2 separate regions of the Mus musculus genome follow, and region 2 is linked to region 1. Evidence: chromatin loops called from intact Hi-C (ENCODE). Cell type or tissue: heart. All regions are shown on one strand. Links, peaks and the distances in the headings refer to the core of each region. The heading gives the core; the rest is flanking DNA.

Region 1 (14,582 bases), core at 1-5,000:
TTGGGGTACAGCCCCTCCTCTGTAGTAGGGTCACAAGCCTGCCCAGGCCACTTCCGCCCAATCAGAGAGCAGAGAGCCACCAAGCCCAGGTGAAGGCTCCCCCGGAAATGACGACTTCTTTTCCTGTCTACTGGGACTAGAGCCCATGGCTGGACCATGGTCCATGAATAGAGCCCAGCTCCTCCACCCACACACACTCTAGAGAGAATTTGTATAGCGGGAACTGTCTCATGTCCTGGCGACATGAGAACCTGGGACCTAAGTGAGAGAGAGAAGAGGGTTAGTCCAGGAGAAATCTGGCAGAATACGGTTCTCTCTGGGAAAGAGAGGTCTTGTTTTAGATGGATGAAGTCTCAGTTCCTGGCTCTCCAAATTTCTTTTCCCTGAACAGTATACCTGCTGCTGAATTCTGACAGCATGCTGGCTTGCTTGCTTTTCCTTCTATATTCCCCTGCTCCAGAGGAGTGTCTTTCCTGGCATTTCCCCTTTCCAACTGGCAAAGTAGGTATTGCCTATATTAGAAAATGATCACGTTATCAGAAAGACAGTATGGACAATATGTGGGACCCGGGAAGTAAAGGGATATGTGTTTGGTTAAGATTGAGCCCAGAGGGGCTGGTGAGATGGCTCAGTGGGTAAGAGCACCCGTCTGCTCTTCCGAAGTTCAAATACCAGCAACCACATGGTGGCTCACAACCATCGAGATCTGACTCTCCTGGAGTGTCTGAAGACAGCTACAGTGTACTTACATATAATAAAAATAAATAAATAAAAAAAAACAAAAACAAAAAAAAAAAAAAAGAGCCCAGAGCTGGGCAGTGGTGGCACACTCCTTTAATTCTAGCGCTTGGGAGGCAGAGGCAGGTGGATTTCTGAGTACGAGGCCAGCCTGGTCTACAGAGTGAGTTCCAAAAGATTGAGCCCAGAGCATGTCTTGATTCTCAGCACTTGGGAGGCAGAGGTAGGTGGATCTCAGAGAGTTTAAGGCTAGCCTGGTCTACCTAGTGAGCCAGGGCTGCATAATGAGATCTTATTTAAAACAGACAGACAGACAGACAAACAGACAGACAGACAGATTGACTGGGCTCAGTCTTTCTACTAGGGGTACAGGGACCTGGAGCGCTAAACCCCCTCAGCTCTGTGGGCAAGCCTGCCCTTGATTGCTCAATGATCCTCTTCTAGTCCTACCACTATACATGTGACAAGAGAAATAACCAGGCCCATCTGTCCCTGTCTTAGGAAGGACAGCTGCCGAGCCTCCCCCACAAATACCTCTTTGCTGGCTCCTCTCTTCCTTTGGCCCTGGCTCTAGCTCCTGTGCTTTCTCCCCAGTCCCTGTCTCCCCACAGTCTCTGTCCTCAGGGACCTTGTGGCCTGACCCTGTCCTCTCTCCCTTGTCTTCCTCAGGCTTTCTCTGCGCCTCAGAGAGGATGGGCTATCTACTGAGGCGTATGGCCTGGATCCCGGAATTCTCCAGTTGAATAAGAGATGCCTTCTAAGATTAGGAAGCCTAGTGCTGGGATAGTGGGAAGAACGGTGCGCGCGCGCGCGCGCGCGCGCGCGCGTGTGTGTGTGTGTGTGTGTGTGTGTGTGTGTGTGTGTGTGTGTGTAGGATGGGGAGGCTTGTCTAGAAAAGCAGGACAAAGGAGGTGGGGACTGAGCTGGAGAGGAAGAGGGTCATCTCTTGGATGAAGGAAAAGCATGAGAGAGCCAGAGGTGGTAGTTGGATGGACTTGAGAGCAGGTTGGGGTGCTGGTGAATTATGACTCCACTCAGGGAAGCACTGCTTGATTCTGGGAAGCACAGGCTAGGTTCCTGTCCCTGGGAAGTGAAGAAAGAGGAGAGACCTTAGAAGGGAAATAGGAATACAGCCAGAGTGAAAGGAAGGGGGTGCTGTGGGTCCTAGGTAGGGGTGGATCGGTGTCATTTTCAAAGACAAGTCCTCATCCTCCAGCGGCCCATCTCGTTCAAGAGTGCCACAGGCCCGAGGCTCAGCCTCTGCCCTTCACTAGCCTGAGCCTCTGGTCTTGGGGTGGACACCACCTCCAGGGGTGGTCGCAAGGAGCGTGTGTGGGGGTGTCGAGGCCCGCCTCTCCTCTCCCTCTTTGCGCCCCCTAGTTCCTCCCTTCCCCCTACCCACTCCGCTCCCCCCTCCTCCAGTCCCTCCCTCCTCCCCTGCCGGGTCCCAGCCTGTCCCCCTCCCCCACTCGCGATCCGGCCGCTGCTGCTGGGCCGGACCCCCCGGGCTCAGCCGGGCTCCTTGTGGAGCCGCCGCCGCGCCCCGTTTGCTGAAGAGGAGGCCCCGGGCCCGGACGCCTGGCGCGGGCATAAAACGGGCCAGAGCCGGCGCCTAGGGCACTAAAGTGGAGTACGGCCCGGGTCAGCGCCCCTCCGCCCGCTCTCTCCCGCCCCGCCCGGCCGGGAGCCGACCAGGCGACTGTGAGACGAGCCCCTCGCCACTGCCCCCCTCCTGGCCCCGGCCCCCTCCTGCCGGCCCGCCTCCGGTCCGGCCCTACTCCCTCTCCTGCTCCCTCCTCCCGCCCGCCTCCCCAGCTGTCTGCTCCGCGTCATGCCGAGCCTCCCGGCCCCGCCGGCCCCGCGGCTGCTCCTCGGGCTGCTGCTGCTCGGCTCGCGGCCGGCCAGTGGCACTGGCCCTGAGCCCCCAGCACTGCCCATCCGTTCCGAGAAGGAGCCGCTGCCTGTCCGGGGAGCGGCAGGTAGGTGGGCTCCAGGGGGAGGTGCGGGAGGGGAGTCTGACTCCTGGCAAGTCTACATCCACAGGGAGAGGGCCCCGGGCGCAGGTGGCTTCGCGCAGCGGGAGGGTGGGAGGGGAAAGCAGAGGCGGCGAGGTGCACGGTGCCAAGGGACCATGGGCCTGGCGGGCAGAGCCCGGAGCAGGCATTACGGCACGAGCAACCGGACAGCGGCCGCCAGCCAAGCCCGTCCCCGCAGGCTGCTCCTTCGGCGGGAAGGTCTATGCCTTGGACGAGACGTGGCACCCGGACCTGGGGGAGCCTTTTGGGGTGATGCGCTGCGTGCTGTGCGCCTGTGAAGCGGTGAGTGGATAACGCAGCTGCCTGCCCTACTCTAGAGGGTAGCGGAACGCTGGTGTCCTAAGTAGTAGACTCGGAGATGCTCAGGGGAAGGCTGGTCCGCAAATCGGAGGAAACCGCTTTCAAGTCTGCGGTGTTGACAGTTATTGATCGCCCACAATGTGACTGGCTTTTAGCCAACTTCCCCCCTCCCGTTACAGTATTGCTAGATAAATGACATTATTAGTTCTACTTTGCAGACAGGGACGCCGAGGCTCAGAGAAGTTAAGAAACTTTGGACGGGCCATGTAACTTGTAAATAGCAGAATTGACTGTCTGCAGCCCTGGGGTCTGATGGTTTCATTCCCTTAATTTTCCTATGTTCTCTGCCATCAGCCTCAGTGGGCTCGCCGTGGGAGGGGTCCTGGCAGGGTCAGCTGCAAGAACATCAAACCTCAGTGCCCCACCCTGGCCTGCAGGCAGCCGCGCCAGCTGCCAGGACACTGCTGCCAGACCTGCCCGCAGGGTGAGGCCCGCTGTGCCCGGAGTTAGGAGGGTGGAAGGCTCTACACTAGGTCCTGTACGACTTGCATCGCGGAGGAGGACTGGTCCTCCTGGTACCTTTCTGAAGCCAGCCGTCTTATTCCTTACCCCGGATGCAGAGCGCAGCAATCTAGATCCACAGCCCGCTGGCCTGGTCTTCGAGTATCCAAGGGATCCAGAGCATCGCAGTTACAGTGATCGAGGGGAACCCGGCGTTGGGGAGCGGACCCGTGCTGATGGCCACACAGGTAGGCTGGGGTGGAGGTGGGCCTGATGAAGTTTGAGTCCCGCGGCAAGGCTTGACAGTGCTCAGGCCATCTTCTCTTCTCGAAGACTTTGTGGCGCTGCTGACAGGACCGAGGTCGCAGGCGGTAGCTCGTGCTCGAGTCTCTTTGCTGCGCTCAAGTTTACGCTTCTCTGTCTCCTACCAGCGGTGAGACCGGGAAAAGGGCAAGGACTAGGAGTAGTAAAGGGGGCAATAAAGAGGAGCCTGTAGGCTATAGATCCAGTCTCACTGGACCTCTCTTCACAGGCTGGACCGTCCCAGCAGGGTTCGTTTCACAGATCCCACAGGCAACATCCTGTTTGAACACCCTGCAACCCCCACCCAGGATGGCCTGGTGAGATGATGCCATTTAAGAGTGCTTATCCAAAATCGGCACTTGCTGAGAGCATGCTTTGCATTGCCTCCTTTGGTTCTCACAACAGCCCAGTGGGAGAAAGGCCCTGACATTATGATGCCCATTTTACAGAGGAGGGAACTGAGGCTCAGAATAGCAGAATGTGATTTGTTCAAGGTCATTTGGCTAGTAAGTGGTAAGCCAGGACTTAAAATCAAGGCTCATGGGTCCTTCTTAAGAGGGTCTGGGGTCTCCCTTCCATGCTCCTTCCTCATTAGACCTGGGTCTTTTAGGTGGCTTGTCCTGCATAATTACAGTAGGCATTCTTCCCTCTTCTCTCAAGGTCTGTGGGGTGTGGCGGGCAGTGCCTCGGCTGTCTGTGAGGCTCCTGAGGGCAGAGCAGCTTCGGGTAGCCCTTGTGACATCCACTCACCCTTCAGGAGAAGTCTGGGGGCCTCTCATTTGGCAGGGTGCTCTCGCTGCAGGTAAGGGGAGTGAGCAGTTCTCAGATGTCAAGAGCTGAGCCTTCAATAACCCAAGGGTGGGTGGACTGAAGAGAGGATTTTCTTATGGCTGTCATGGTCTAACACTCCCCAGAGACCTTCAGTGCCATCCTGACCCTGGAAGACCCACTGCAGCGGGGTGTGGGGGGCATAGCCCTGCTCACCCTCAGTGACACAGAAGATTCCTTGCATTTTTTGCTGCTCTTCCGGGGTCTGCTGGGAGGTGAGTGATGGGGAAGATGTATGTGAGGGCGTAGGGCGGGTGCTCACCTTTCAGAAATGCTCACATGTGCAGTGCTTGCAGGACTAGCTCAGGCTCCCTTGAAGCTTCAGATTCTCCACCAGGGACAGCTACTTCGGGAGCTCCAGGCCAACACCTCCGCTCAGGTAAGGGAAAGGAAGGCCTGTGTCTTGCCGAGGTTTACTCTGACCTCTTGCTGTTGCCCACCCCACTCTGCTCTGTTCACAGGAGCCAGGTTTTGCTGAGGTGCTGCCCAGCCTTACAGACCAAGAGATGGACTGGTTGGAGCTGGGGGAGCTGCAGATGGTCCTAGAGAAGGCGGGTGGGCCAGAGCTACGCATCAGTGGATACATCACCACCAGGCAGAGCTGTGATGGTGAGGAAGGGTGGGGCTTGGCACTGTGGGTACACATAACTCAGAGGCACAAACGTGTGCTGAGGAAGAGCCCAAAATACATATGGGGGTCTTGGGTGTCTGGGTGTGGGCAAGCCTGCTGCCACCTGTCTTGTCCCCTGCAGTCCTTCAAAGTGTCCTTTGTGGGGCTGATGCCCTGATCCCAGTCCAGACGGGTGCTGCTGGGTCAGCCAGCTTCATATTGCTAGGAAATGGCTCCCTTATCTATCAGGTAAGAGTCAGCAGCTGTAGGAGGCAGGGAGGCCAGCAGGGCAAGGCCTTGACCTTCAGGGGGAAAGGCTCTCGGTCTTGGCTGGCAATCCAATTGCCTTTCCCCAACCCTGCCCACCAGGTGCAAGTGGTAGGTACAGGTAGCGAGGTGGTGGCCATGACACTGGAGACCAAGCCTCAGCGGAAGAACCAGCGCACTGTCCTGTGCCACATGGCTGGACTCCAGCCGGGAGGACACATGGTGAGGGCTCCAGGCAGAGTTGTGCCAGGGCTGCCAATACATGGGCTGCGGGAAGCCAGGTTGGTTGAGTAGGGGTGTGTAGTACTGTTCACACACACATGGGTTCTCTCAATGAGTTCTTTATTCATTTGACACGTTTTGGTAAACCTTAGGCTAGAAACCTTGTTCTCAGCAAGCTCATAGTGAAATAGGGAACACCACTCACGGGAACAGTGCAATAGCCCATGAGATAGTACTAATTGAACTTTTGGGGTCTGTCAGGCACGAACGTGGTTGCCTCCTTTGTGTACATTTTGCCTTTCCCAGTACCCTTTGATAAAGGAGAAGTAAAGACTCGCAGATGAGTAACTCTTCAAGGGTTGTGGTATGTCTAGGATGCGGCAGAGGAGGTTCTTGACACTCGACCTACAAAGTTCTTGTCCAGTGTTATTGGGATGAGGAAGGATATACGTGTGGTGGAGGCATAAGATATGGGAAGCCCTTGGCATCTGAAAGTGAGAGGGCTCATCCTTCTTTGACCCCTAGGCTGTGGGTATGTGCTCTGGGCTGGGTGCCCGAGGGGCTCATATGCTGCTACAGAACGAGCTGTTCCTGAATGTTGGTACCAAGGACTTCCCAGATGGAGAGCTTCGGGGGCATGTGACTGCCCTATGCTACAGTGGGCACAGTGCCCGCTATGACAGTGAGTGCCTCATGGTCTACCTGCCCACCTATGTCCTCTGACCTGCCATCCAAGCATCCAAAGAATTAGCCAGAGATCCAGAGCTTGAGCTGTCTGATCTCTGGTTGGCATTTAGAGAGGTGGGGATGTGTAGGGTGAAGCTACTGGCCAACCATCCCTGTTGCCATTGTGCAAGGAAGCTAAGACTTGCTATTCCCCAAGCCCTAGATCTGGGGTGGGGCAGGATGAGATTAAGAGCACAATCTCAGGTGTCATCTCTCATCTGTTTGGATTTAGGATTGCCTGTGCCTCTGGCAGGGGCACTAGTGCTGCCCCCTGTGCGGAGTCAGGCAGCAGGGCACGCCTGGCTCTCCTTGGATACACATTGTCACTTACACTATGAAGTTCTATTGGCTGGGCTTGGTGGCTCAGAGCAAGGAACTGTCACTGCCCACCTCCTTGGGCCTCCTGGGATGCCAGGGCCCCAGCGGCTGCTGAAGGGATTCTATGGCTCAGAGGTAAAGTCATAGAGATGGGAAGAAGCTTAGAAATTTTCTGCCTTTTTAGCTTGAAGGGCCATGTGGACCTGTGGTTGTGGTAGAGAGAGCAGGTGGCCTGGTATTACAGAGCAGGCTTGGCCGGCTGTAGGTGTCTGACAGACCTGGGTGTAAGTCTGATTCAGGCTTTACTATGCATTTTCTTTTGTGTCCTCTGTCCTAAATGATTTCCAGGACAGAGGTCCCAAGCCACAAAAGTAGTAGGTGGGATGGACCACATCCTCTTAAGTGGTGTGAGCTGCAGTCGCAGAGACCTAGTCTCACAGCTCTTCTCCAATGTGAGAAGGCCTTAATCATGGGTCTGTTTCTTTATCTGAAAATTGGAGACCATGGGCTGTGTCTTAAAGTGTCCCAAAGTGTCCTTGTGGGGCTGGAGGGGTGGCTCAGCAGTGTGGCTGCTCTTCTGGGGGATCCAGTTTCAGTTCCCAGCACCCACTTGGTAGCTCACAACCATCTGTAACTTCAGTTACAGGGAATCCAATGCCCTCTTCTGGCCTCTATGGACACCAGGCAAAATGCTAATACACATAAATAAAATGATATAAAAACCCTGATGTGCCTTGTTTCTACTCCTTACTTGGTCTGTCTGCAGGCTCAGGGCGTGGTAAAAGATCTGGAGCCTGTGCTGCTGCGGCACCTGGCACAGGGCACTGCCTCCCTGCTCATCACCACCAAGAGTAGCCCCAGAGGAGAACTACGTGGGCAGGTATGTGAGGACAGTGCAGTTGCTTGTGTGCTCCGATCCCTGAGGTGGTAGTATTAAGTTCTTGCCAGTGATAAACATGAAGCCACACAGCTGCATAGGGAGGTCGTCAACCTAACGCCCTGGCTTTGCAACTGGGACGAGTCTTGAAGGGCAGAGTCTCCTCCTGGGCACTCCTGACAACAGCCAGCAGTGGTTGATAGAGACATGAAGGAGAACCCAGCCGGCCTGTTTCCCTCTCTTCCCAGGTGCACATTGCCAGTCAGTGTGAGGCGGGAGGCCTGCGTCTGGCCTCAGAAGGAGTGCAGATGCCCTTGGCTCCAAATGGAGAGGCGGCTACGTCACCCATGCTGCCTGCTGGCCCTGGCCCTGAAGCCCCAGTACCAGCCAAACATGGCAGCCCTGGGAGACCCCGAGATCCTAACACATGTTTCTTCGAGGGGCAGCAGCGGCCCCACGGGGCTCGCTGGGCACCCAACTATGACCCACTCTGCTCCCTCTGCATCTGCCAGGTAGGATGTTTGGGTAAGGGACAGTTGGCTACAGGGTCTGGGGCAAGGGGCCCAACACACCTTCAAAGCCTTGGCCCCTTTCTACAGAGACGAACAGTGATCTGTGACCCTGTAGTATGCCCACCACCAAGCTGTCCCCACCCGGTGCAGGCACTGGACCAGTGCTGTCCCGTGTGTCCAGGTGAATGTCCTGCAGGGGAGGAAAGGTAGTGGAGGGGCGTTCATGGAAAAGGAATGTTCTAGGGAGGGAAGCAAAGGCGACTCTCTGCCTCACCCTTTTCTTTGTCTCCACAGAGAAACAACGCAGTAGAGACCTCCCCAGCCTACCAAATCTGGAGCCAGGAGAGGGTAAGAGAGGACTATGGGTCCAGGGATGGGAAGATCCAAAGAAGCCATTGGGTTGGAGCAAGAGGGCAATAGAGTGTGTGTATGGGGGAAGCTGAGGTGCACAGACTCTAAGCACGTCTGATAGTTCTCTTTAGTGTCTACTGGCTCTTGGCTTAGGCTAGTATGGGACTGGCCTGAGGCTTGGTTGTATGCCCAACTGGTGAGACCAATCCTAATGGCAGCTGGGAATTCTTTCCTTCTAGGCTGCTATTTTGATGGTGACCGGAGCTGGAGGGCAGCGGGTACCCGATGGCACCCTGTTGTGCCCCCCTTTGGCCTAATTAAGTGTGCTGTCTGCACCTGCAAGGTATGGCTGCCTAATCTTCCCTGCTATCATAACCCAGTCAGGTCTACAGATAGAGATGGGGACTTCCTGGAGAGCAAGCCTGTCCTTGATGAGGAGGTCTCAGGATGGTATTGTGAGGGGCAGTCCCTGGGGTTTGGAGAGCAGGTTTCCTGTGGGAGGGGTTAAAAAGCCGACAGGTACAAGCTTTGGCTGTGTCAGCTGACTGAGTTCACGTGACCCTCAGTGATTTCTGAACTTTCCCCAAGCTCCCCATTCCTCCCCTGTGTGCAAATATGCCATCCTATATACAATGAGGACTGGATTCAGATATATAGGGCAAACTCAGGCCTCTGAGCATTGGCCACACATATATTTGACTTGAGGTGGGAAAGGAGAGAGAAAGCAGTGTGACGGTTGTACGTCCCTCCGCCTGACACCCTCTCTCAATGGGTGCCTGCCTACAGGGGGCCACGGGAGAGGTGCACTGTGAGAAGGTGCAGTGTCCTCGCCTGGCCTGTGCTCAGCCTGTCCGTGCCAACCCCACCGACTGCTGCAAACAGTGTCCAGGTGAGAGGCCTGGTCATTGAGGCCTCACTCTAGGGGCTGGGTAGGCCCTGACCTGTTTGGGGGTGCATGATGGGGATGGAACGGAGCTTCTCAGAAACTTCTCACTCGCTGGGCACTGCTCATACCCACCCTGGAGTCAGCACCCTAAAAACAGTGGGAAGGTTCTGCATGTATGCAGTAAGCTGACTGGGGCTCCAGGCCCATCAACCTAGCTGTTCATCTACCTACCCAGCCATTCATCTACCCATCCATCCATCCTTCCATCCATCATCATCTATCCACTCCATCTGTAATCCATCTAGCCACCCACCCATCCACTCACTCATCTATCCACCTATCCATCCATCCTTCCATCCATCATTATCTATCCACTCCATCTGTAATCCATCTAGCCACCCACCCATCCACTCACTCATCTATCCACCTATCTATCCATCCATCCATCTTCCCACCTATCATTATCATCTATCCACTCCATTTGTAATCTATCTAGCCACCCACCCATCCACCCATCCACCTATCTACCTATGTGTCTGTCTGTCTGTTCATCCATCATCATCATTTATTTACTCCATCTGTAATCCATCCATCTATCCACCTGCTCATCCATCCACCCACCTATCCATCCACCTACCCATCCATCATCATCATTATCTATCTATTTTATCTGTGATCCATCCATCCACCTACCCATCCATCTACCCATCCATCCTTCATCATCCATCTACCCATCCATCCTTCATCATCTCGCCACTCCATCTATCTACCTACCCATCCATCCATCCATCCATCCATCCATCTACCCATTCATCATCATCTATCTACTTTATCTGTGATCCATCCATCCATCCATCCATCCATCCATCCATCCATTTACCCACCCACCCATCCATTCATCATTATTATCTATCCACTCCATCTGTACCACATCCATCTATCCACCTACCCATCCATCAATCCATAATCATTTATCTACTCCATCTGTAATTAATCCATTTATTCACTCATCCATCTCCCACCTATCCATCCAAATTTATCACTTATCAAGAACCAGAAACTACTAGGCTAGGGGAATTCAAAGAAAAGTTAAAGTTGGTTGACCCTTATTGTCTAACTTTGTCTTCTTTCCCCAGTAGGGTCAGGGACTAATGCCAAGCTGGGAGACCCCATGCAGGCTGATGGGCCTCGGGGGTGTCGCTTTGCTGGGCAGTGGTTCCCAGAGAATCAGAGCTGGCACCCATCAGTGCCCCCCTTTGGGGAGATGAGCTGTATTACCTGCAGATGTGGGGTAAGTGAAGGACTTGTGTGATGTGGCTAGTACTGCCTGGCCTAGAGTAGGAAAACCTTCTCAGGGAGAGTCCTGGAGATGGCTTTTCCTGAAGAGGCTAAAGACTAGAGTGTCCTGTAAGGAACCTCAGTATCTCTCCATTCTGCACCAGGCAGGGGTACCCCACTGTGAGCGGGACGATTGTTCACCGCCGCTATCCTGTGGCTCAGGGAAGGAGAGTCGATGCTGTTCCCACTGCACAGCCCAAAGGTGTAAGTGAAGGAAGCCACAGATGGTGTGGGCTGGCTGTGTGACTCTGGGAGGGAAGGGTGCCCCATGGAGGTAGGAACTATGAGTCTGATTCATAAGTGCAATCCCAGCCTACCTCTCCAGGCTTCTCACTTACTGTTGTTTCTTTACAAATGAGACTTCTGAAGCTCAGAGGAATTAAGCAACCACACTGCAGGTGGTGTATGCTGACTTTCTTGGACAACTTGGTCCTTTCTGGGACTGGAGCAGAGATGTGCTGCCTGCCCCCCACCCCCACTCCCGTGTCTTCTTCCAGACCTCTCTGCTTCCCATCTCCTTCTGTCTTCAGCAGCCTCTGAGACTAGAACCCTTCCAGAGCTGGAGAAAGAAGCGGAGCACTCCTAGGGAGCATCCAGAAGGCCATATGACCAAGAGGATGGGCCTGAGCTGGGAGAAGGAGTGGTGCTGAGGACCCCGACTCTCCTGTGGGAACCCAGTGCCTTTCGTGCCTCTGCTCTGCTTCTTCTCCTCCCCCACTACCTCTGGGAACCACAAGTCTACAAGGGGAAAGACTGCTGGGTCAGACCAAGGCCATATCCATGCGAACTCCTGCCCTGTTTTCTTTTGGCCTCTGTCCCACAAGCTTAACTCTTTTCTTCTGTACAGAACACCACTGGCTTATTGGGATTCTTTAATTTATCCTCACTCAGCACCAAGGGTTCCCTCACACCATTCCTGCTACCCCTGAGCTGAGCAGAGTCATTATTAGAGATTTTTTTTTGTATTTATTAAAACATCTTTTTTTCAGTCTTTGGGTTTGAGGTAGGCTCTTTGTGGCCAGGACCCCAGTGGGCGCCAGTAGAGTAAGATCTGACAGACCAAAATAAGAGAGGAGCCTTGGGCCTAGAGTCTCTCTGACCTGGGAGCTAGGAGGGCTTAGGGAATGAGATGTTGACTTGATTGGCATATCTAGGTTCCATAAAGACAACTGTCCATAGAAGGTGGTGGAGCAGCAAGAGCCCTGGTAGCCTCAAGTTGAGTTACCCATAGCTGACATTTTTGCTGATGCCATGTTTCTTCATGCCACTCCAGAATGAAACCAAAGTGCTTCCAGTCTCTACTTTCTGTCTAAAGCAAGCTAAACATTCTTTCCTGAAAAGTTGTTTGTTGATCAGTTCAGGGGCAATCCTACATCAGATTGAATAGGGATTAGCCCTGATTTAGTTAAAACCGAGCTCATCATGAGAAAAAGTGCTATGGTGGGCAGAGTAACAGGAGACCTCTTCCCTTGCCCTTTCCCATTTCCTCTCATCCCAGCCGTCAGTCCCATGGTTCTAGAGAAACAAGGGCAGTATCTTAGAAATCATATACATGCATGTATAAATAATTCCGGATAAATCTGGTAGTACAGAGGAAGGAAAAAGTCACAGCTGTTAGCACTAGGCCTGCTGAAAGTGTAGCTAACAATCACCATCTTAGCCCTTCAAAGCTCTGAGTGTATGTAGCTCTGCAGTTATTTCACTGAGATAATTCACTCCAACGTGTCCTGCTTCCTTTGTAAAACAGGTTGCATCATGGGAAGCAACCACAGCACATACATTGTGCAGCCCAGTACCTGGCCAGAATTTGGTAGAAAAAGTGCTGTAGTTGCTGTGGAATTTCTGGGGCTTGGCTGGTATGAGGGTGGCAATGGGCTTTTGTTGTATTTGGCAGGATATTTGTGGAGGGGCTAGGTTGTGAATGAAGCCATGACAGATATGGGGATAGCTGGCAGGGCTAGCCTCTGCTGTCATAGTGGGAGGTTCAGACAGGAATGAACCAGAGATGACAGCCAGTCAGGGATGAGAAGGCAAAAGGACTCAGAATGGGTTGCAACATAGGCAAAGCATGAGGTGTCCATGATGGGAGATAAGGTTTTACCCGCCATACTGTCCTTACCAGGGAGGGAGCTATGAGTTAAGTAAGGATGACCCATAGGCATCTTGGTGCCTGCAGGAGACAGGGCTCATCCTTAACTTTAGCTTCAGAGCCCCAGAAGGGCTTCAAAGCAGGCCTCAAAGTGTCAGCTGAGCAAATGTGTGAACAGAATGGACACAGGCAGAAGCCTCTGGAATACCTTTCCCATCCTAGACCGCATCCTAGCCAAGCCAGCAGTCCTAGGTTCTTCCCTCAGTCCCTAGGGAAGTGGGATGATGACCTAAGAAATCCAGTCCTGTGTGTGGTCTCTTCAAATTCCTGGCATCCAGAGACCTCAAGAGGGCACCCCATGCATGCCCCTTTAAGCCACTAACAGCATCAGGGAACAAAACTAAAAGCAACAACAACAACAACAACAATAACAAAACAACAACAACAAACCAAACCCAAACAAAAGAACAAGAAACCCAAAACAACAAAAACCATGGAAGGTGATTTTCTTGGGCAGTGTCACAATGTCTTTGAACACTCACTAGTACAACATTATATGGCCTCTAAGCTAGGGCCAGGAAGGCCTTCCACACTCTTAAGGGTTTGACTGAACTCCCGAGATTCTCCAGCACAAAGGCAGGGAACACACAGGCTGTTGGACAGATGAGGTGATTTTGATAACCCTTGCTTTTCAAAGAGAAAATTCACATATAGTTCCACTTTGCCATGTTCCATCTGATCTCCTAGTGATATTCTTTACATACTTTTAATATGCAGAATCCAGATTTTGGCATATCAGGCCACAGACAGCCACTGTTCTAGGACTTTGTTAATGGTGGGGCTGTGGCCAAGTTGCCTATGAATCATTTATGGCAGTAACTAAGAAGGGCCATTTTCAAACTGTAGCTATGGATGTCTGAAAATGTCAATCAACATAGGGGTGGGTAGACATGGGGATCCAGGGGCCTCCTGGGAGGGAGGAATCCTGGTCGACCTCTCTACTTTGAAGACAGACACTCAGCCATTAGCAAAGTCTGCACTCCAAAGATGGGTTGGTATGTTGTAAAAATGTTTTGAGCTGGGCAATGGTGGCACATTCCTTTAATCCCAGCACTTGGGAGGCAGAGGCAGGCAGATTTCTGAGTTCGAGGCCAACCTGGTCTACAGAGTGAGTTCCAGGACAGCCAGGGCTATACAGAGAAACCCTGTCTTGAAAAACCAAAAGAAAAAAAAATGTTTTGAAACAACTGATGGCATCTTGCTCCTTAGACTTTTATAAAAATAATGGAAAGTAGAAAAACAGAGGCAAACCAGTCCTGAGGGTATGGTACAGAGGATCAGTCACTTGAGGCTGTCCTTGTGTACAGTGGGTTCAGGACAGTCTGGGCTAATGTGACCCTGTCTGAATAAAACAGAACAAGAACACAGAAGCAGGTGACACAAGGACAGAGGCAGGAAGGAAAAGAAGTCTTATAATCACAGAATGGAAGTATGTGTCTGAGGGTTGGAAGACACGTCTCAGCCTGACAGCTGGAGGCCACTAGAGAACAACTTGGAGACCATATATGAAGGAAGATACATGTGGAATACACAGACTGAGTATGGGCTGCTGGCAGCAGTGTTACAGGTGACAAAAGGGAGATCTATTAGGCACATAGTATGATACACACACACACACAC
Region 2 (14,924 bases), core at 6,256-11,255, 160 kb after region 1:
GATATTTTCTTTATTTACACTTCAAATGCTATCCCAAAAGTCCCCTATACCCTCTCCCCACCTTGCTCCCCTACCCACTCATTCCCACTTCTTGGCCCTGGCATTCCCCTGTACTGGGGCATATAAAGTTTGCTAGACCAGGGGGCCTCTCTTCCCAATGATGGCTGACTAGGCCATCTTCTGCTACATATGCAGCTAGAGACACGAGCTCTGAGGGTAGTGGTTAGCTCATATTGTTGTTCTACCTATAGGGTTGCAGACCCCTTCAGCTCTTGGGTACTTTCTCTAGCTCCTACACTGGGGGCCCTCTGTTCCATTCTATAGATGACTGTGAGCATCCACTTCTGTATTTGCCAGGCATTGGCAAAGCCTCACAGGAGACAACTATATCAGGGTCCTTTCAGCAAAATCTTGCTGGCATATGCAATAGTGTCTGCGTTTGGTGGCTGATTATGGGATGGACCCCCAGGTGGGGCAGTCTCTGGATGGTCCATCCTTTTGTCTTAGCTCCAAACTTTGTCTCTGCAACTCCTTCCATGGATATTTTATTCCCTATTCTAGGGAGGGATGAAGTATTTCTTCTTGATTTTCTTGTGTCTTAACCAGGACTAAATCTCCAGTCTGGAACTGATGAAGGGTGATTGGTGAGCCTAGTTCACATAGGTGTTGAACATAGGCATGAAGGCTAGACTGGATCTACTGGAGTGCCTGGATTGGCTTAAGGATATCATGATTAGAAATCTCAACTAGCAAATCTGCCTTTATATGAGAAGGATGGGAGGGGGCCTCCCAAACATTATCTCATAAGGTGTTATTACATCTATATAAGGAGTGTTCCTAACCCCAAGGAGAACAAAGGGAAGGAGAGATACCCAATCATTGCTAGTCTCTTAAGTTAATTTAGTTAAGGTCTCTTAAAGGGTCAGATTCATCCTTTCTACCTGGCCTAAATTTTGGGAATGGTACACACAATGAAGTTTACAATTTACTCCCATGTTTTTGCTAAAGTTTGATTAACCTGAGAGATGAAGGTTGGCCCATTGTCAGATCCCAAGGCTGCAGAAGTTCCAAATGGAGGAATTATTTCCTATATGATTTTTTTACTTACAGTTTGAATGGTTTCCTTCTTAGTTGAGAATGCCTCAGTCTATCTTGAGAAGGAATCTATAAATACTAAAATATATTTGTAGCCAAGTTTTCCTGGGTTTACCTCAGTGAAGCCTATTTCCCAGTAAACTCCTGATGAGGTTCCTCTTTCTCTTTTAGCATTCGTTGTTTTTGGAGCTGGGCTTATCAATTGACAAGAGTGACATCTAGAAACAATGTCCTGCTCTCTCTCTCTCTCTTCTCTCCCCCCTCTTTCTCTCCTTTTCTTCTTCTCTGCCCTTCTACCCACTTTGCCACCCCCCTCCCCCCATCCTTGCTCAATAAACCTCTCCCACGTGGAATCACCTTGGCCTGGTCTGCTGTCTGGTCTATCCGCTCAAAATATTTCTAGATTAATATTATATTATATTAACATATCAATGGCACCGTAACTCGGATTGGATTAAGCGGAAAGAGCCAACAGCCACCAGTGCCTGGTGTGCCCAGGAGGGGGCACCCCAGTGGATGCAGTGGCGGGCACAGGACACACCATCCGCGGTAGAATCCCACTGCCCTGCAGCTAGCGTTCCATCTGACATAGAAGCGGAGACATTGCCCATCTGGATCTTGTTCTTCCGAAAGTTGTTCTTTCTCCTCAGGGCCCTAGCGGCCGGCTGAAATCCCTGGCCAGGGTGGAGCACTTTCCACAGTAAGTCCAGGACTTAATGAGTAGCCACTAGACGTGGCGACTTGGGCACTCCAGCTTGGTTAATTTCCTTTTTGGTTTCTGAGCTGTTCTCAGGACACTGGTCCGTACACCAGGAACTTCCAGATTATGGGCAACAACATATCCTCAAACGTACCCCCAGATACACCGCTGGGATGCCTCCTAGAAAACCTCGAGTATTTGAAGTTGACGACCCCCCTTGAGGGCATCGAGATTGATTCTTTGCAATAAGGTTGGGGCTCAATACTTACTAGATAATGCTTCCCAAAGGTCACTTAATTGCACTTTAGAACCAGTTGTTTTAAAGGATCTTAACAGGTACTGCCAGGGAAGAGGTTATCTATGTTAAATCTTTCATTCATCTCCATTCCAATCGCGCTATGTGTTCTTCCTGCTCTCCAACTCAACTTCTGTTAGCCATGAATCCTGCACAACTCCCACTAGATGATACTATGATACTGGACCCAGCATATGAACCATCTCCTTTTTGCCGTAGGTCTGTTTCTGCGCCATTTAGAACCCAAACTGCTGCCTCGGTTTTCCCCCACCGAGACTCCCCAGAGACTTCATCCCCAACACTCCTCCTTCTGTGCCAACTGCAGGTCCCTCCAAACGTTCTACCTTAGCACCAACTTTCAAACCACCTATCACTCGCTCTAAGGCCACGACCAAAACCCCAAGCTCTCCACCCCTAGAAGAATCCGACCCAGCGACTGTCCTTCCCTTAAGAGAAGTTGTGGGGGTAGATGGTCTGGTCAGAGTACACGGTCCCTTCTCACTGAGCGAACTTTCTCAGATAGAGAAGAGATTGGGCTCCTATACTTCTAATTCTTCTGCCTTTATCAAAGAATTTCAGAATTGCCGGGCGTGGTAGCGCACGCCTTAAATCCCAGCACTCGGGAGGCAGAGGCAGGCAGATTTCTGAGTTCAAGGCCAGCCTGGTCTACAGAGTGAGTTCCAGGACAGTAGCGCACGCCTTTAATCCCAGCACTCGGGAGGCAGAGGCAGGCGGATTTCTGAGTTCAAGGCCAGCCAGCCTGGTCTACAGAGTGAGTTCCAGGACAGCCAGGGCTACACAGAGAAACCCTGTCTCGAAAAAAAAAAAAAAAAAAAAAGAATTTCAGTATATCACTCAGTCGTACAGCTTGACTTTTCATGATATACACATGATACTTACTAACAATTTGCTTCCCGAGGAATGTGGGCGAGTTTGGGAACAAGCAAGAGCGCATGCAGACAAGATTTATCAAACAGATCGGAGTGGAGACAGTACCTGACCTGGATCCTCAATGGAATTATAATTCTGCAGATGGTATTTTAGCCAGGGACAGGTTTGTTACATGTCTTTTGGCGGGTCTGAGAAAAGCAGCTTTAAAGTCGGTAAATTTTGAAAAACTTCAAGAGGTTGTCCAAGATAAACAGGAGAATCCATCTCAGTTTTTAGAACGCCTTAAAGGGGCTTTATTACAGTATACCAATCTGGACCCTGAGAACCCAGAGGGTAAACAACTCTTTTTTTTTTTTTCCATTTTTTATTAGGTATTTAGCTCATTTACATTTCCAATGCTATACCAAAAGTCCCCCGGGTAAACAACTCTTAATGACTTACTTCTTTTCCCAGAGCTACCCCAACATAAAAGCTAAACTTAAAAAATTGGAGAGGGGACCCCTGACTCCACAGGCAGAAGTCTTGGCACTGGCCTTCAAGGTATATATACCATGAAAGAGATGAGAGGGTTAGCAAGCAGAAGTACAATATGCTGGCAAAGGCTGTCCCACCAGCCCCAGTTGCTACCCTGAGCTCATGGTCTCCTAAGACCCAGGGACCACCGGGCACCTGTTACAGGTGCGGTCGACAAGGTCATTGGGCCAAAGCCTGCCCTATTCTCCACAAGCCGAGGGGGCCATGCCCTAGGTGCCATCAAGAGAGACACTGGGCTGTTGATTGCCCCCGTGTTACGCAAAACAGGAGGACATCACTCCCAGATAGCCCTCCAACCGGTCTCCTAGGCTTGGCTTTGGCTGACTGATGAGGCCCAGGCTCCTCTGACCCGACCACTGCCATCACGAACAGAGAGCTTAGGGTAGACATCGTGGTCTGTGGGCAACCCATCTCTTTCCTTTTGGACACTGGAGCCACTTACTCGGTCCTAACGGAGTTTTGGGGGCCCACATCTCCCTCTCATTTTCCTATTGTTGGGGTAGGAGGACATTCTTACTTCCCATATCAGACCCCACCACTCAATTGCATTTTTAGGTATGTGCCTCTCACCCATTCCTTTTTTGGTAGTGCCCACATGTCCTGTCCCATTACTGGGAAGAGACCTCCTACCTAGGCTGGGAGCCTCTGTTTCTTTTGCTCCCCATATTCGCCTGAACTCAAGCTCACCAACAGTTCCTCTGCTCCTCCTTTTAGCCAACCAACCTACTAACAATACTATGTCATTCCCTTTACCAGCCTCACAGATGGATCCCCGAGTCTGGGACATCCAGAACCCCTCTGTCGCTAAACACCATTCGCCTGTTGTCATCCAATTGTTGGATCCTACCAGGTATATCACCCAGGCTCAATACCCTCTCTCCCTCCAGAGCCTCAGGGGACACAAGCCGATCATCTCTGACCTGTTGAGAAACAAACTCCTTCGCCCTACCTCTTCTCCCTTTAACACCCCTATACTGGCAGTAAAGAAACCCAATGGTGCCTATCGTTTAGTCCAGGATCTCAGACGTATTAACTCTGCAGTGGTTCCTCTCCACCCGGTTGTGGCTAACCCCTACACACTTCTTTCTACTATCCCCTCAGGTACTTCCCATTTCTCACTCCTAGATCTTAAGGATGCGTTTTTCTTTATTCCTCTAGATGTCCAGTCACAAAACATATTTGCTTTTTTACCTAGACAGATCCTGATACCCACTTTTCTACCCAACTGACCTGGACTGTTTTACCTCAGGGATTCTGGGATAGCCCACACCTATTTGGGCAGGCCTTAGCTTCTGACCTACTATCTCTGTCTCTTCCTAAATCTAAGCTCATACTTTACGTAGATGATGTCCTTCTCTGTAGTCCTTCTCTAGAAATCAGCCAGACTGACACCTCGGCTCTTCTGAATTTCCTTTCTAATCGTGGCTACAGGGTCTCGCCCTCTAAAGTCCAACTGTCCACTCCTCAGGTTACCTATTTGGGACTAACAATCACCCCGACACATAAGGCTATTACATTAGACAGAAAGATCTGATTCAATCTCTAACTGTTCCGACTACAAAAGAAGAAATGTTGTCATTCTTGGGGATAGCCAGTTTTTTACGTTCGTGGGTCCCTTCCTTTTCTCTTCTTTCTTGACCTCTATATGAAGCAGCATAGGCCCCACCCATGAACCTCTTTTAAAACCTATTACCAAGCCCTTTCAAAGGCTCCAACAGGCCCTCCTTAGGCCTCTATGTAACAGAAAAGAAGGGATTTGCCCTTGGAGCCTTGGGCCACCAAATAGGACCTTCTTTAGCACCTGTGGCATACCTGTCAAAGAAACTAGACTTATGTTTCCTAAAATCTATCACTGCTTCTTGTAAAATCTGTCAGACATCTAACTCCAACTCAAGGTATCGCGGCCTTCCTTTTCCCACTCACCAGGCTAGAGGTTCCCTTCCTGGAACTGACTGGCAACTTGATTTCACCCATATGCCCACCGTCAGACGTGTCAAATACCTCCTGGTCTTGGTGGACACCTTCTCAGGGTGGGTAGAAGCATTTCCCACAACTAATGAAAGGGCTCAGTCAGTTTCTGATCTTCTCCGAGAGATCATCCCTTGAGTTGGTGTTCCGGTCTCTCTCCAATCAGACAACGGACCTGAATTTACCTCCCAAGTTTCTCAGATCCTATCTAAGGCCCTAGACATTCCTTGACACTTTCACATCCCTTACCACCCTCAATCTTCAGGCAAGGTAGAAAGAACTAACCGCTCCTTAAAATCCACTCTTGTTAAACTGTCACAGCAACTTCATCTTGACTGGGTAAAGCTCCTGCCCCTGGCTCTTTTCAGACTGTGAGCTCTCCCCAAGCGACCTCTCCTCATCTCACCTTTTGACTCATGTACGGACGTCCAGTCTTAACTCCTGGCTTCTTGCCCAAACACTCTCCCCTTCCAGATCATTTGCTTACCCCATTACTTTCTCATCTCCGTTCTCTCCTATGGCACTTTGCTGACTATCACCTCCCTCCACCACACTCTGTCTCCTGCCCATTACCTGTTAATGTCGGAGATCAAGTTCTTTTATCTCCTCCAGGTCATCAGCCTTCACCCCTTTCTCCAAAATGGCAGGGTCCTTTTAAGGTAATCCTAACTCCTACAGCTGCTAAGCTCGAGGGACTCTCTCATTGGGTCCACCTGTCTCACCTGAAACCCTTCATTCCCCCACCTAAAGATGATTCCTCTTCCTACACATCAACCCTAACAGGATGGTGCCCTGTTAAGCTCCGGAAGACATCAAGACCACCGTCTTGTCTCCCATCCTAGAGAATGAGACATCACTCTGGCAGTCAAACCCAACCTCGCTGGACGAGACACTGGATTAGTTGTGGCCTTTTCATCTTTTCCCTGCTGTTCATTTCCATCAAGGGCAGTCCTTACACCTGGAGATTCGAAGTTCGAGAAACGCCCACAGACAACAAGCAGACTTTCCAAATAGGATCAGGAAACTGCTCCATAGCTGGGTGCCAGGAACCGATCCAGATTGCCATCGCTCCTATATCTGTTACTCCATTCGCATATTATGGCCTCTATACCTGTTTTCTCTTTGATCAGACAAAAGATTATTGCAGAAAATGGCCAGACAAGTATGGGGGCTGCCCATACTGGTCTTGTGAGATACACAGGCTAGGGACATGGATTAATCATTTCTTCTATTGATTCTGCAAGACACTCTTCTGCATTCGAGACCCATGGGATCCCAGGTGGGAAACAGGAGTTGCTGGTAAGCTCTACTGCAAAACTCAGACCAGTTCTCCAGTAAGTACTATCCACATCCAGAGAAAATATGTCTCAATCGCCCCTTGTCTTATTAATCTCATCTCTATATTCTTTCAGTGACAAGTACAAAAAATTTCTAACCAAACTGTTAATCAGCTCCTGCTACAGGATTACCAGCCGCTGCCTACAAAGGAATCACTGTCCATAGAAGAGCCTGATTTAGACTATTACCAAACGGATTCCTATGGTGAAGACCAGATACACCCTGAAAAGTGATGACGCCCCTAAACAGCAGGAAGTAGCTTAAGAAACACAACGTCCTTATTCCCTCTTCACCATTGGTTTCCCCTCTCTTTTTCTTCCCTTCTTTTTATAATAACAAGAAGGGAGGAATGTTAGCACCAGGACACTCCAAGCTCCGGCCTTACTATGTGACCCTTGACCTGCGTTGCCAGGGCAATGACCCTCAATCCCACAATCCACTTGGCTCAGTTCTCACCCTCACTGGTGTGACGTCATTTTCTGTATAAATTAGGGGATCACACCTCTCTCTCTCTCCCTCTCTCTCTCTCTCTCCCTCTCTCCTCTTTCTTCTCTCCTCCCTCTTTCTCTCTTTTTCCTCTTCTCTGCCCTCTACCTGCTTCGCCACCCCCATCCCTGCTCAATAAACCTCTTCCATGTGGAAAAAAAAAAAAAAGAAAGAAAAAGGAAACAGTGTCCTGCAATTCCTTGGTTAGCCCTGAGGTAAAGAACTTTTTAGATATTAATCCTTTCATCTTATTTATTCCCAGATGAATGGTGGCATGAAGATCTTGAGCCAAAGTTCTGCCCAAAGTTTTTGGAAAATCTTTCTTCCATCTGTTGTGTGTTGGCATCCATTCTTTGTGTAGGAACTAGGCAGGAGTTGGTAAGCCTGGTCACCTTCTTTGGAGTAGGTTGTATGTTTAAGTAGGATCAGGTCTGGGAAGGTCACTCACAAATGTAGGAGAGGCTGTTTGGTGGCCTCCCTAGTCAGCAATCTGCTTTATGATTACTGATGGCCTCTGGGGTCTGTCCCTGTCGATGTCAGGGACAGTGTATGGTGGCCAATTTCTTTGGGAGCCATAGAACAGCTAGGAGATCTAGGATCTCCTGTTTGTTTTTGTCTTTCATTCTACAATCAATAGTCCCCTTTCATGATATATTGCCCTATGAATACGCACAGTGACAAATTCTTATTGACCATCAGTGTAGATATTAACCACCTCGTCCTTGCCCAACTTAAGCACCTCAATGAGGGCTATTAATTCTGCCCTTTGGGCCGATGTCCCATTTGAGAGGGGAGACACCCAGAATGTCTTATGCAAATCCACCACTGCTGGCCCTCTATATTTGATGCTGTCTTCCATGTAGCTGCTTCCATCAGTGTACATAGTGAAATCTGCACTGGGCATCTAAGTTAGCAGGCAGTGGCTGCTATAATCCTTAAGCAGTTTGGCCATCCTACTGCGAATGGGTCCAATTTCTTAGATAGGTAGGCCACTGGTCGCTGACAGGGGCCTGAGGTTTGTGTCAGTACCCCTTGGCAATGCCTTGACTTTCATCCACAAACAAATGGAAGGGCTTAGTCACATCAGGCAGAGCTAGAGCTGGGGCAGATAACATTGCCAATTTCAATTCTTGGAAAGCTTTCTCATTTTCTTTTGTCCATATGAAAGTTTCTTCCTGCCCCCTAGTGGCTTCATAGACTGGTTTAGCTATCTCAGCAAAACCTGGTACCCGGAGTCTACAAAAAACAACTGACCCCAGGCATTCCCATACTTGGCACCTGGTCTTAAGTATTGGGATGGCTGGGATGGTTTCTTTATGTGCTTGAGAAAGACTTCTTTGACCCCCTTAGCTGGAAACCAAAGAAGGTCACTTCAGACACACAGATCTGAGCCTTCTTGGCTGAGACCTTATACCCCAGTCCCTGCAGTGTTTCTAGAAGAGACCTGGTTGCTTCCATACAAGAGTCTACATCGGTGTGAGCCAAAAGCAAACCATCCACATACTGGAGCAAAGAAACCTGTGGCATAGTCTGCCTGTACTCATGTAGGTCCTGGCGGAGAGCCTCATCAAAAATGTTGGATGGGTTTTTAAAAAACGTTTATTTGTTTGTTTGTTTATTTTATGTGAGAACAGAATTACTGTCTTCAGACACACCAGAAGAGGGCATAGGATCCCATTACAGATGGCTGTGAGCCACCATGTGGGTGCTGGGAATTGAACTTAATCAGTGCTTTAAACCACCAAGCCATCTCTCCAGCCACTGTTGGGCGATTAAAAAAAAAAAATCTATGTGGCAGTCTCATCCAAGTCAGCTGTCTGCTGATTACATTCTCCAGGTCTTTCCATTCAAAGGCAAAAAGTATCTGGCTGTTCTTATATAGAGGAATGCTGAAGAAAGCATCTTTCAAATCCAAGGCTGTATAGATTTGTCTGTCAGGTGGTAAGGATCTCAAGAGTGTATATGGGTTTGGAACTGTTGGGTAGATATCTTCCACCCTTTTGTTTACCTCTCTTAGGTCTTGCACTAATCTATAATTTTGTCCTCCAGGTTTTGTAATTGGCAGCAGAGGTGTGTTTCAGGGAAAATGACAGGGAATGAGGAACCCATGATCACGAAGGCTATTAATATGGGGCCTGAAACCCTGGATGACTTCACCTAGATAGAGCTTAGTAGCAGCTTTCAGACCTATCAGAACCTACCAGAACAGGAGGCAAGTGAAAGGCCAGACCTGGAGGATTATTTTCAGACCATACATGAGGTATCAGGTTTATGTGTTCTTTTAGAAAGGGCAATGGGAGACTGTTATTCCCACAGCAGCTAGGAGAGGTATGACTTGAACTGCCCTCTTGTGTTGGGCAGGTATTGAGTCTAAAACTGGGATTGGTAGAGGCTCTTCTCTGTGAATTACTCCTAATTTAGGGAAAAGGAACACCAACATACAAACTCCTGATCATACATACTCCTGATCATCTGGCAGGTAGATGATGATATACCTGAGTACCAAAGAGAATTGATATATTTTGGACAGTAGGGCACTGTGGCAGAGATAAGGTATTAAAGGTTATGGTTCTATTGCAGTCTAGGGAGCTTAGCATTCCTACAGAATATCTTAGCACAGTCTGCTATGCCAAAAAAGAGATATAGAGAAAAGGTATGGGGTCCTGGCAACACCAGAGTAGGAGCAGCTGATGAAAGGTGAAGTGAAGTTACTTGGCAGGGTCACTGGAGAAGCTGTAAGTGGCAACTATGAGTTAATTCCAGGGGGTACACATAGCCAGCAATATTTAAAGCAGCCAGGTTGGGTGACATTAAGGAGTTGACAGGCTTAGGTCAGGGTCTGAAGCAAAAGGTGAAATGACAAGTTAATACCATTTATAAGAAGGAATGTCAAGGAAGTAAGGACCTTGGAGGAGTGTTTAATTACTTCTCCTATTTATTAGATTTCTAGAGGTTGGACAATTGAGACATATTTTCAACTGGGGACCCAGATTGGTTTTTACAGTAGAGCTTATCAACAACTCCTGTCTCCCATCTGGGATTTCATGGGTTTTGTACATAGAAGAAGAGAGTCTTGTGGTGTTGATAGAAGAAGTGATTGGTCTGTGATCCTAACATATGTATCTGGCAAGATGGCAGCCCCCATATTCATCTGGCCATTTTTTTAACAATCATTTTTTTGTCTGGTCAAAGAGGAAGCAGACAAGAGGTCATAATATTTTGATGCAATGGTGGATATAGGGATGATAGCAGTCTGGATTGGCTCCTGGCATCCGGCTATGGAGCAGTTTTCTGACCCTATTTGGAAAGACTGTTTGTTATCAATGGGGGTTTCTCAAACCTTGAATCTCCAGACTTAAGGGCTACACTGAATGGAAAAAAAACATCAGGGAGAGGGTGAGAAGCCCATGTCTAATCCAGTGGGGTCGAGTGCAGCTGCCAGAGTGGAGTCTCATTTTTCTGAGATTGGGGACAAGGTGGGTGGTTCCAAAGTCCACTTTAGAAAGGAGGGTCTTGTTGTCCTCGATGTGTAGGAAGAAGAGTCATTCTGAGGCAGAGGGGTGAGAGTTTTGAGGTGAGACAGGTGGACCCAGTGAGACCTCAAGTTTAGCAGCTGTGGGAGTCATGAGAATTACTTTGAAGGGGCCCTGCCATTTAGGAGAGAGAGGTGAGGGCCAGTGGTCTGCAGGGGAGAGAAGAACCTGGTCTCCAATGTTGAAAGGAAGTGGGCAGGGATCAGTGTGTGGCTGTGGTAGACTGTGGTCAGCAAAGTTCCATAGGAAAGAACAGATGTAACACAGTAGTGAGGTGAGTAGGTGATCAGGGATGGGGGAGTATTTGGGTGAAAGACCAGGAGTTAGGACCAGACATCCAAACATGAGTTTGAAAGGTGAGATGAAGAGGTCACTTGTGGAGAGGTCATAGCCTAAAAAGAGCCGGGGGTAGGAGTTTTACCCAGTCGAGGTAAAGTTCCCGTGACAGTTTGACAAGAGTCCTTTTTAGGCAACAGTTAGACATTTTTATCATTCCTTAAGACTGGGGGTGAGAGGAAACATGAAAATTCTAGGGGATGTTGAAGGCTTTAGATAGAGTTTGAGAAACTTGGGAGGTGAATTGGGGACCATTGTCTGACCAGAGGGAGGCTGGGACTCCAAATTGGGAATGATCTCTCAAAGGAGGAGATGAGAGACTGTCTGAGCCCTTTTGTAGTTGTTGGGGAGTGCCTCCACCCACCATGAGAAGGTATCCACAAAGACCTGGACCATGGCTTGGCGTGTTTGACAGTGGGCATGTGGGTAAAGTCAAGTTGCCAGTTGGTTCCAGAAAGGGACACTGTAGCCTGATGGGTAGGAAAAGGGATACTACAATATGTGGAGTTAGAGTCTGACATCTGACAGATTTTTGCAAGGGGCAGTGATAGATTTTTAAGAATTGTAAGTCCTTGGGAGTAGGCTGTAGATTTTTTTTGTTTGTTTGTTTAAAACAAAATAAGACTTGCTTGGCTGGCATGATGGGATAGAGTGTCAGGGGGTGAGAGAGGAGATGTGGGTTGTAGTGTAAGAATGTCCTGTGGTGGGTGAGGCAAGTCTAGACCCCTAGAGGCCGCAGCTCTATCTGCTTCGTTGGTGTGGTTGTTTCCCTTGGAGACAATAGAGTCATGTATCTGGTGGGATCTGCAGTGGACATTTCCAATAGCTGTGTGGAGATGGGAGGCTTTTCACATGGCCATAATTTGGTTTGTATTAGTTACTGATCCTCCTTTTGTCGTAAGTAACCCAAGCTCCTCCAAGATAGCAGTGTGGGTCAAGAGGATATGGAAAGCATATTTGGAGTCTGTATAAATGTTTAGGGATTGTCCCTGTGCCAGTTGAAAGTCAAGGAAAAGAGCTATTAGTTCAGCCTGTTTGATGGTGTGGGCAGGGAGGGCCTGTGCCTTAATGGTGTTGGTATTCTGTCTGGACTCCACCCCCACAGTTACCTGGCAATAGCCAGGTAGGTCTGGTCCACTATAAAAGGGGCTGCTTGCCCCCTCTTCCTTCTCTTACTCTTGTCTCTCTCTTGCCCCTTGCCCTCTTGCTCCCCCTCTCTCTTCATTCCCCTCCCTTTTCCATGTGGTCATGGCCAGCCTCTACTTCTCTACTCTCTCCCTCTCTCTGCCTTTCTCTGCCTCTACTACTCTCTTAACTCCCCTCCCCATGCCCTAAATAAACTATATTCCAAGTTTTGATGATATTCTATCATGTGGATGGTCCCTCAGGATGAAGGGATGCCTTGGCATAGGCCCATCGAGGCACTCCCTTCCCCCACACCTCACCACACCCCATAGAACATATTCTTATATCTCTTTATATTTTTTATAATCACAACATTGGCACTGTAACTCAGATCTAGAAACTCTGCAGGTTTGCATCCCTTCTCAGCTCAATCACCACAAGAGATCCATGCTCCCTTGTAAACCCCACAACCATCCATGGTCCCAGGGGAGAGTTCTTGAGCGTGGAGTTACCCCTGTACTACCCTGACCCTTGTTTTAGGACTCTTTCCTTGGGTGAGAATTCCCTCTCCTTGGAGAGTTTCTTTCTCAAGGCTGAGAATTCCAGGCAGGACCTGGACAACTACTCTCTGGTTCAGCAGCACCAGTTCTTAGCATTGGACTTTAGCCCCCATGTGTCGTGCCATTACCCCCCCCCCCAGCTTAGACTTTGCCTGAGAAGCAGGTTTGGCTCCACGCCCTGGTGGAGACCCTACTTCTTGCTGCCCTTCCCACCCCCTGCAAATGTGGAGAGTTTTAGCCTCTAGGGGGACTTAGTGACAACTTAGGCCTCTAGCCTGGCTGGAATTTTTGGTTATTGAATTATTCTTGGAACACTGGTATGAAAAATTCAGTAACTCCCCAATGGGTGCTGCTATGTCTTCGAACATATATTTTAAGGGATCTTCACACATACTGCCAGCAGTCTGGTAAATGGAAAAAGTCCCCTATGCCTAAGCGTTTACCTATCCACGTTCCCACATCTCTGGACTGTTCTCATGGCCTGCATGCTCAGTTTGTGTCACAAGCCTGAACCTGCCTAGACAAACCCATTTTCTGTCACCACGATCTTATGCCACTGCTGCCAACTTTCTTATCCTCGCCCTAGCCATATATCTCTTTGCTCATACTTTTTCAGACTTCTGACCACATTGACAGCTAAAAAAGCAAAGCTTTCACAGATGTAATCTCTTATCTCCTTACCTAAACTGTTTCCATTAATTAAATGCTTCATATTTCTTCTTCTTGCTATGCCACTGTCCTAATATTATCTGAGTTTCTATAAATTTGTCTAACTCTAATAAAACATTCCACTATACAATCCAACTTTCTAATCTTGTTTCTTCTGCTCCACAAAAGGCTCATCTTAAAGACTGTTCATGTTGTTAACTCATGTTGTTATCTCTTTCGTAAACTTATAAGCTACAAAAAACCTACTCAGATCTACTTCTCATGGACCCAATAGGCTCCATCCAGATAAGAACATCTGCCTAACCTAGTCCAGAAGATGGGATTCCTCTGGGTTTCAAATGTACATCTTAAGAAAAAATTTCCTTTCTCCCAAACTTACTTAATCTTATTCCCTACCTATAATAATAATTTTCAACATCTTGTCAAGTCCAGGCACTTACTACATCCAGGAGAGCTCCAGAGGGCCACCTTCAGATACCCTCTCAGACACAAACACTTCTTACTGGACCTGTTCCTTCTGACCTATCCTCAGAAGGCTCCCCAGACCCTGGACAGCAAGGAAGCAGCCAACTCTCCTAAGATTGGACAAACATCCCCCATACCCATCCCTCTAGGTTCCCCAGAGACACGTCACCCCAATGTCAGCATGAAGCAGCCAGATATCACGATGACACTATTCCTGCTTTGCCATCACCTCTTTCTAATTTTTTCTTTTTAAACTAAACCAAAATGGGGGAATGTTGGTATTCTGTCTGGACTCCACCCCCACAGTTACCTGGCAATAGCCATGTATGTCTGGCCCACTATAAAAGGGGCTGCTTGTCCCCCCCCCTTGTTTTTGTCTCTCTCTTGCCCCTTGCCCTCTTGTCTCCCCCCCTTTCCCTCCCTCCTCTATGTGGTCATGGCTGGCCTCTACTTCTCTACTCTCTCCCTCTCTCTGCTTTTCCCTGCCTCTACTACTCTCTTAACTCCCCTCCCCATGCCCTAAATAAACTATATTCCATGCTATATTGTGTGGCTGGTCCCTCAGGGTGAAGGGATTCCTTGGAATGGGCCCAGCGAGGCACTCCCTTCCCCCATACCTCGCCACACCCCATAGACCATATTCTTATATCTCTTTATCTTTTTATAATCACAACATTAACCATCTCTGTGTTCAACACTGTAGCATAGCCAGCTCTTCTGGCTCCTTCATTTAAAAAGGAGCTGCCATCTGTATACCAAGTATAGATGGCCTGAGGCCCTCCTGTAATGTGTGAAAGATGAGATAATAGTTCCTTTAAGGTTTCAGTGAAGGAGTGAGATAAGAAGTGCTTAGTATTTGGTTGAGGAAGACAACTGGAAATATTAAGAGGTGGGCATAAGTGGATGACAACAGGAGAATGGTGTTTAGC

The links. Peaks named below come from ENCODE experiments on the same cell type or tissue, not always from the same donor. Only the 100,000 strongest peaks of a DNase experiment are listed, where the experiment ranks them.
Region 2: it touches region 1 in a loop (2.2-fold over the local background); 4 of 42 quality-filtered maps call a loop at or near these places.

What each region holds. Positions count from the first base shown.
Region 1 is chr16:20,730,579-20,745,160 of GRCm38, forward strand. Thpo (thrombopoietin) reads right to left here and starts at 20. Exons shown (of 6, transcript NM_001173505.1): 1 at 1-20. It overlaps Chrd (chordin), which reads left to right and starts at 2,549. Exons shown (of 23, transcript NM_009893.2): 1 at 2,549-2,717; 2 at 2,953-3,056; 3 at 3,429-3,558; 4 at 3,695-3,823; 5 at 3,909-4,008; 6 at 4,108-4,195; 7 at 4,539-4,680; 8 at 4,793-4,921; 9 at 5,003-5,085; 10 at 5,168-5,315; 11 at 5,459-5,565; 12 at 5,686-5,805; 13 at 6,331-6,487; 14 at 6,764-6,984; 9 more. The coding sequence starts at 2,570. The coding sequence ends at 11,399. In heart, for the core only: no CTCF peak of the experiment used is centred there; DNase peaks (open chromatin) are centred at 2,533 and 3,443; H3K4me3 peaks cover 2,524 bases; H3K27ac peaks cover 1,899 bases; H3K27me3 peaks cover 3,546 bases.
Region 2 is chr16:20,887,465-20,902,388 of GRCm38, forward strand. No RefSeq gene overlaps it. Among named protein-coding and RNA genes, the nearest start is that of Gm6551, 34 kb to the right of the region's middle. In heart, for the core only: a CTCF peak has its summit at 8,501 (motif pointing left); no DNase peak of the experiment used is centred there.